Linked DNA regions of Homo sapiens: region 1 is linked to region 2. The links are chromatin contacts, found by Hi-C or POLR2A ChIA-PET in ENCODE. All regions are on one chromosome and are shown on one strand. The core of a region is the stretch at or near the end of the contact, and the rest is flanking DNA. Distances in the headings are between cores, read along the strand shown.

Region 1 (4,117 bases), core at 37-2,536, 180 kb after region 2:
CTGTTTTCTTATCTGCAATATAGATGAAACGGCCATCCCTATCTCACGAGGGTGCTCTAATTAGATGAGGCAGGGCCTATGAAAGGCAAAGGTGGTCAGGATGATTGAGGGCAATGGCGCTTTGCGAGCTGATACTACCTTACAACAACCCTGAAAGGTGACACTGTCAATCCTTGAGCCCTGAAGAAATGGACAATCAGTGCAAGAAAGTGTCACCCAGCAAGAAAGTGAACAGGACCAAGCTCCCCTACTCCACGAGGGTTCCCCAGAGGCATGTACAATGGAAATTGACAACAGGAAAATCAGCAGCCCAGTCACCATTTGAAAAGAAGCTCATGGCCCGATGCAGTGGCTCACGCCAGTAATCCCAGCACTTTGGGGGCCAAGGCAGGTGAATCACCTGAGGTCAGGAGTTTGAGATCAGACTGGCCAATATGGTGAAACCCCATCTCTACTAAAAATACAAAAATTAGCTGGGCATGGTGACAGGTGCCTGTAATCCCAGCTACTCAGGAGGCCGAGGCAGGATAATCGCTTGAACCTGGGAGGTGGAGGTTGCAGTGAGCCAAGATCTTGCCACTGCACTCCAGCTTGGGCAACAGAGCGAGACTCTGTCTCAAAAAAAAAAAAAAGAAAAGAAAAAAAGAAAGAAAAGAAAGAAAGAAAAATGATGAAAGAACCACCCCCCACAAAAAAATGAAAGGGAGACAGACAGGAAAGAAAGGAGGGCAAGAAGGAAGGAAGGAGGGAGGAAGGAAGGAAGTGCAGACAAGCCCCTGACCCATAGCACTGCACACAGCCTCTTCCCAAATGCCCTGGTGCAACCATGCCAGGACGGCCTGGAGCAGCACCTGCTGGCCACTTCCCTGGCCGCACGGTGCTGGCATCCTCCCTGCAGTCCAGCAGCCGTCCTCCACTGGCCATAAAGGCCCCTTTCTCTGGTGGCTGTTTGTGTTGGGCCCTACCCACCTCCACGGGCAGCCTCCAGACACTGCTGGCAGGCACGAGGACACAGTCCCTGCCCGCTGCTGAAGGGCCGCCTTTGTGGACACATGAACCAGCCGGCTGGTGCACCCTGGCCCTTGGAAGCCAGCTGCTTCCCCCTCCTGCTCATCCAGGAGGTAAACAGGACCGACAGCCAGCCTCTGCCACGTTCCCAGCCCCCTCCCCACCCAGCTCTGCGAGGTCCTGAATCCAGGAATGAACACACAGCCCCTGTTCTTCCTCAACCCACAACATAAGTCACTGCTTCTCTGGCCAGGCAGCATGTATCACAGGCACCACTGACGCGTGCTGCCTGGAAACAGGGCCCAGTCCTGCTTCCGCAGGCCTCCTGGAGCTGTGGGTGAGGCAGGACCGGGATCCGCCTGGGGCCACAGCTAGGGACAGTTCCAAGGTGTATTTCTCATTTTTAAAACACTGCATGTATTTAAACATGCCCTGCCTTGTTCCAGAGAAGATCTAAAGCAGCTACAAGGACACATCAGATGCAACCAGTGTAAATGAAGACTCGGATGAAATGCTCAGAATGACTTTTTTTTTTTTTTTTAAGAGACAGGGTTTCACTCTGTTGCTCAGGCTGGAGTGCCGTGGTGGGATCCTAGCTCACTGCAGCCTCAAACTCCTGGGCTCAAGCAGTCTCCCTGCCTCAGCCTCCTTAGTAGAGACTATAGGTGCACGCCACCACACCAGGTCGAGATTTTGAGTATAGTTTAAAACAGAGGAACATCAGAAGCCATGTAAATGTTCAATGATAGGGAATTGATTAAATAAATTACAATATAGCCACACAATTCAATTCATAATATTTATTATGCAGTGATTAATACTGAAGTTATAGGTATAGAACCTAATTAATTTACTACTTATGTATTTATAGAACCTAATGGCAAGTTTGTATGTATAGGCCTAAGAGGATTTTTCCTCAAAGGGAGCTAGAAGTCTCATGACCTTCTTGAAATGACTATGGCCTCCAAGAAGTCAAGAGTCACAGTATAAACTCTATGTATTGTAAAATCCCACTTTTACGTATGTGTGTAGTCTGGGAGGCTGTACCACAAACTTCAAAGTGTCCTTATCTCTGAGTATTAGAATTGTGTATTTTTTCATCATTCTTCTACCAGCGTGATCTATGCCCTTATCATGGTAAGCCACAACTGTGGCCATACATCTTCAAGCAACCAAAGCAAAACCAAAAATGTGGTCAGTTACTATTTCCCAGTGTTCATAGGAGAAAATAAGTGACTGCTTTTGGCATTAAAGAGGGTAGAGAGTTCTCTGGAGAGGCAGGGCAACTGGGAAGGAGGCTGGCTCATAGAGTGTGAGGACAGGGTGCAGGGAAGCCTCGATGAGGGGCTGAGGCATCTGCAAATATCAGACAATCCATCTGTCCAGGGGAACACCTGGCAGCCTCCCTCGGCTGGCCCCATTCAGGAAAGGGGCTGACTCATTTCTTCAAAATAGGATAGAGTGAGATGGGGTCAGACACTCGCTGTTCGCTTCTTCATAAGAAGGACAGGTAGCAACATCGCAAAGAGTCAGCCAAGAGTTGTCGACTGTCTGGCACAAGTAGAAGAATATTTGGAGGTTACTGAAATCAGAATATACAGAAAGCTGTTCACTCCACCCAAGCCTAGGAGGGCTTTTCCACCAACCTCAGAGGAAAATCTACAGAACATATTCAAAAGTGTTCCAAATATCTATTGCTGAGTCACAAATCACCCCAGAACTTAGTGAACTAAAGTTCACAACAGCAATCCTTTTATTATCTCTCATAGTTTCTGAGGTCCAGGAAATCAGGATGGGCTCAGTTGGGTGGTTCTGGCTCAGGAAGGATCTCATAAAGTTGTAGTCAGATGGAGGCTGGTGTTGGAATGGCTCAAGACTGGAACAGCTAGGGATGGCCGAGTGTCTCTCTTCATATAGTCTCAGGGCCTCTCCATGTGGTCTCTTCATGTGTGACAGCTTGTGCTTCCTAACAGCATGGCAGCTTCAGGATGGCTAGTCTACTTATATGGCAGCTCGGGCCTCCAAGCCCAAGTATTCTAACTGACCAAGCAGAAGCTGCATCACATACTATAGGCTAGGATTGGAAGTCATCCGTGTTACTTCCATTGCTTTCTATTGGCTATGAGCAAGCAACAGGCCCAACAGATTCAAAGATGCAGGACACAGACCTCTCCATGGAAGGAGTGTCAAGGTCACTCAACATCATGTAGATTGAGGGATGTTGCAACCATCTTTGGAAAATATAATCTTCCACACAGAGCCATCACCAATATCCAGAGCAGGTAAGAACAAACTGAGGCAAATGCAAGTCCCGAAACCTTTGGCCTTTGAACATTTGACATTGACACCCTAAGACTACCTTTTATCTACACCAAATTCAGCCATCATAGGCCTCAGTTAACCCACAAACACTTTGAGCTGTGATAGGCCCAAGTGTCGGCCAAGAAATGAGCTTTGGCAGTGGCCATCTTTGTCTGTCAGCAAGGCTGAGTTTGGGCAATTATTTAAATACACTGTTGAGGCTGGGCGCAGTGACTCATGCCTGTAATCCCATCACTTTGGGATGCCAAGGCGGGTGGATCACCTGAGGTCAGGAGTTCGAGGCGAGCCTGGTCAACATGGTGAAACTCCGTCTCTACTAAAAATACAAAACTTACCCAGGCGTGGTGGCACACACCTGTAATCCCAGCTACTCGGGAGGCTGAGGCAGAGGATCATTTGAACATGGGAGGTGGAGGTTGCAGTGAGCCGAGATCACATCACTGCACTCCAGCCTGGGTGACAGAGTGAGACTCCATCTCAAAAAATAAATAAACAAAAATAATAAAATAAAATAAAATACACCACTGAGTTTTACCCATACTATCTGATTTTTGAAAAATGAGTAGAGGCCGAGCACTGTGACTCACACGTGTTATCCCAGCACTTTAGGAGGCTGAGGCAGGAGGATCACTTGAGCCCACAAGTTCAAGATCAACCTGGGCAACATAGTGAGACCTCCATCTCCATTAAAAAATTTCTTAAAAGGTGGAAAACAGAAAAGTGGACCTACAGATGGAAATTATGGAAAAGGTGTTTGCTCCCACCCCTAAGACAGCTGAGGCTGAGA
Region 2 (4,284 bases), core at 241-2,740:
TACTCCTCTGCTTTCAAAGTTGGCTCTTGGGTTAACATATTTGCTGTCTGTCTCAGATGGGGTTGCCTGGGAACCACAGTCTAAGGCTGAGATGAGCAGGCAGGAGTTTATTGGGGTATGTTCTCAGGATCACACCTGTGAGGCCGTGAGGGCAGCAAGATAGGGGAAACCAAACTGCGACAAGGTTGTTACATTGGCCTCAGCCCATACCGCGCTGCAGGGACGGTGCTGCAGAACGGCTGTCAACTGGGGTAAGGGGTGTGGGCCTTTAAAGCCCAAGATAATATGTCCCAGGGGAGGGAGTGTAAGCTTGGGTGAGGGGCTCCGTTGGCTGAGGGGAATTCCTGGAGATGGCACAATTGTGAGCCCTCAGCAGACGAGCCCATGGTGGAGAGACAGTGGGTGGCTTGGTCCTGAAAGAAGAAGCTATATAGTGAATTCCACCACCATACTCTGCTTGCTCTCAGTCATCCTTCTACTTCTCTGACCATTTCTTTTGCTTTTTTTTTTTTTAAGATGGAGTTTTGCTCTTGTTGCCCAGGTTGGAGTGCAGTGGCACGATCTCGGCTCACCGCAACCTCCACCTTCCAGGTTCAAGCGATTCTCCTGCCTCAGCCTCCTGAGGAGCTGGGATTACAGGCATGCACCACCACACCCAGCTAATTTTGTATTTTTAGTAGAGAGGGTGTTTCTCCATGTTGGTCAAGCTGGTCTCGAACTCCTGACCTCAGGTGATCCACCTGCCTCAGCCCCTCAAAGTGCTGGGATTACAGGCGTGAGCCACTGCGCCAGGCCGCCATTTCTTTATAGCAAGCTTGTCCAACCCACGGCCTGCAGGTCACATGCAGCCCAGGACGGCTTTGAATGCAGCCCAACACACATTTATAAACTTTCTTAAAACATTATGAGATTTTTTGTGTGTGATTTTTTTTAAGCTCATCAGTTATCATTAATGTTAGTGTATTCTATATGTTGCCCAAGACAATTTTTCTTCTTCCAGTATGGCTCAGGGAAGCCACAGAATGGACACCCCTGCTTTACGGAACACAAGGCCTTGGTCCTAGCCCAGCTTTGCAATCTCTGTTCTCTCAAACTTCCGACCTTGCCCTCCATCCCATGGTTCCACCTACTCTGCCCACATTCTCTAAGATTGTCTAAATAAGCTATGCAGCTCCACATTTATGTGCCTTATAAATACCCCCATCCCCTACCTCGAATTCTATTCCCTGCCTCTTTCTCTGGTAAACTCTTATTCATCCTTCAAAATCCATTTAAGGCCAGGCACGGTGGATCATGCCTGTAATCCCAGCGCTTTGGAAGGCCAAGTCAGGTGGATGACTTGAGATCAGGAGTTCAAGACCAGCCTGGCCAACATGGTGAAACCCCGTCTCTACTAAAAATACAAAAAATTAGCTGGGCGTGGTGTCACGCGCCTGTAATCCCAGCTGCTTAGAAGGCTGAGGCGGGAGAATCGCTTGAACCTGGTGGGGGCGGGGAGGGGAGGTGGTATGGAGGTTGAGCTGAGATCATGCCACTATACTCCAGCCTGAGCGACAGAGTGAGACTCTATATCAGAAAAAGAAAAAAAAAAAAAAAAAAAAAACAGATACTGCCAGAGGGAAACCTTTGCTATTTGCTATGCTTTAGGAATTGGTGGACACTTCCTCCTCACTGCTCCCTCTGGGATCTGTTCACATCTCAACAGCATTTCTTATTTTGTCCTGTTATTTTTTTAGCAATACATTTATTGAGTGCCTGGTATATACCAGGCACTGTACCAAGGGCTGAAGACAGAGAAATGAAGCACGCAGGCTGAGTGGAAAGGCCACACAAGAGGCTCGTTGTTATGTCCCCACTCCGGGGAAGCCAGATTGCTGGCCGGGCCCACAGCTCCATCAGGGCTCCTTGTACACACGTCCCATTCGGCACCCTGAGGCCCTGTCACCCGCTGGGCTGTGGGTGATCAGATTCCCAGTCAGTCTATTCTGAGAGCCGATCAGTGCATGGGATGCGGCCTGGCCCCACAGCTCTGTCCCCAGATGTTATTCCTATTGGACAGGCGGCCCCCATCAGCTGCTCTCTTGGGGAGAGCAGGAGCTGCCAAGAAGGCCTTGCATGAGCTGGTGAGTCAGCAGCAGCAGGGCAGTGGGGCAGGCCGGGAGCTGCTGAGTCACTGTAGCAGTCTGCAAGTTGGTGAGGTCAGAGCCCCTAGAGAATCTGATGAAAGCTGGGAACACTCTGCCAGAAAAATGCTCAGACACATTTTGCACTGACTTCAGGAGGCTCTCAGGCCTCAGCCACCCATCTGTGGATGTCAGAAGGAGAACCTTAGTAAACCCAAAGAGGGGAAGTGACTTAACTGCTCACAACACCAATAAATAATAGAACTGAGATCAGAGCCAGTTCTCCTGAGTCACAGTCCTGTCAATTTATCAGATTATGTCCCTGTGCCAGGCATCTATCAAAGCCTCCCTTTATTTCAAGGCCCAGCTGCATTTCACCTCCTGGGAAGCCCCCCTGCTTCCTCTAGCCTCAGGCACCTTTCTCCTTCTCTAAATTTCAGATGATTTGCTGCTAGAGCCCTTACTCTTGGGTGAACTTGGAGGGTGAAAAGAACAAAGACTAGATTAGATCAGTTGTTTCTGAGCCTGAAAAGGAAAGCAAGAACTGGGCTGTAATCAAACTGACCATGTTAGCATATCTTAAAACCAAAGCTTCTTAGCTGGGCGTGGTGGTGTGGGCCTATAGTCCCAGCTACAGGAGGCTTAGGTGGGAGGATTGCTTGAGCTATGATTGACCCACTGCACGCCAGCCTGGGCAACAGAGCAAGACACTGTCTCAATAATAATACTAATAATAATAACTGGCATTAATTAGTTGCCTGTTAATATACCTGACTGTCAACTGATCACTCTATATACATAATCTCTCTTTTTTTTTTTTTTTTTTTGAGATGGAATCTTGCTCTGTTGCCCAGGCTGGAGTGTGGCGGCTCGATCTCAGCTCACTGCAATCTTTGCTGCCCAGGTTCAAGCAATTCACCTTCCTCAACCTCCTGAATAGCTGGGATTACAGGCGTGCACCACCATGCCCAGCTAATTTTTGTATTTTTAGTAGAGACGAGGTTTCATCATGTTGGCCGGGCTGGTCTCAAGTTCCTGACCTCAAGTGATCTGCCCGCCTTGGCCTCCCAAAGTGCTGGGATTACAGGCATGAGTCACCATGCCTGGTCAATATATACATGATCTCTATTATTTATTTATTTATTTGAGATGGAGTTTTGCTCTTGTTGCCCAGGCTGGAGTGCAATGGCACAATCTCGGCTCACTACAAACTCCACCTCCCGGATTCAAGCGATTCTCCTGCCTCAGCCTCCCAAGTAGCTGGGATTACAGGCATGTGCCACCACTCCCGGCTAATTTTGTATTTTTAGTAGAGAGGGGATTTCTCCATGTTGGTCAGGCTGGTCTCGAACTCCTGACCTCAAGTGATCCACCCGCCTCGGCCTCCCAAAGTGCTGGGATTACAGATGTGAGGCACCAAGCCTGGCTACTTATTTATTTTATTTTAAAATAAATATAGCATCTCACTATGTTGCCCAGGCCGGTCTCAAAATGGTCTCAAACTCCTGGCCTCAGGTGATCCTCTTGCCTTGGCCTCCCAAAGCACTGAGATTGCAGTTATGAGCCACTACACCTAGCCAATCTCCAATCTATTCTTTCTTTCTTTCTTTTATTTCTTTCTTTTTTTTTTTTTGGCAGTCTCACTCTGTTGCCCAGGCTGGAGCGCAGTGGTGTGATCACGGCTCACTGCAGCCTCAACCTCCTAGACTCAAGCAATTCACCCACCTCAGCCTCCCAAGTAGCAGGGACCACAGGCACATGCCACCATGCCTAGCTAATTTTTGTATTTTTAGTAGAGACAGAGTTTCACCATGTTGGCCAGGCTGGTCTTGAACTCCTGACCTTGTGATCCACCCGCCTTGGCCTCCCAAAGTGCTGGGATGAGCCACCGTGCCTGGCCAAGCCTCCAATTTTTAAATCAAAGGTTTGATTACTCCCATTTTACAGATGGGGAAACCAAGTCTCAGAGAGGCCGACTTGCCTAGGATGTCCCTGGTCCTGATAGAACCAGGATTCAAGCCCAAGATCATTTGGGGTCTGAAGTCTATGCAATGTTGTCTCCATTGAGAATCAGAATTGCCCAAGGGAAGCAGACACGAAGTACAAAGATCCACCAGGCCACCGGGGGCTGATGCCATCGCACTCCACCTTTCCACATTCC

What was found. Hi-C counts contacts between places; a loop is a spot of excess contacts on that map. ChIA-PET counts read pairs that join two places held with the same protein, here RNA polymerase II (POLR2A). Pooled maps may share reads with other maps.
Region 1: POLR2A ChIA-PET joins it to region 2 with 18 read pairs in BJ. The contact joins two enhancer-like sites. A Hi-C loop is called at or near these places in 9 of 50 pooled maps. POLR2A ChIA-PET finds 5 or more read pairs at or near these places in 4 of 52 experiments (BJ, H1, HEK293 and 1 more).

Annotation. Positions count from the first base shown.
Region 1 is chr10:72,043,650-72,047,766 of GRCh38, forward strand. No RefSeq gene overlaps it. Among named protein-coding and RNA genes, the nearest start is that of SPOCK2, 43 kb to the right of the region's middle. Within about 2 kb of position 1,287, at least 14 of the 41 ENCODE cell types and tissues checked have a DNase peak (open chromatin) inside an H3K27ac peak, as active enhancers do.
Region 2 is chr10:71,858,458-71,862,741 of GRCh38, forward strand. No RefSeq gene overlaps it. Among named protein-coding and RNA genes, the nearest start is that of PSAP, 9.3 kb to the left of the region's middle. RefSeq lists a silencer at 1,398-1,632, cis regulatory regions at 1,781-2,800, 2,124-2,134, 2,164-2,174 and enhancers at 2,057-2,201, 2,097-2,241, 2,244-2,343. Within about 2 kb of position 1,491, at least 34 of the 41 ENCODE cell types and tissues checked have a DNase peak (open chromatin) inside an H3K27ac peak, as active enhancers do.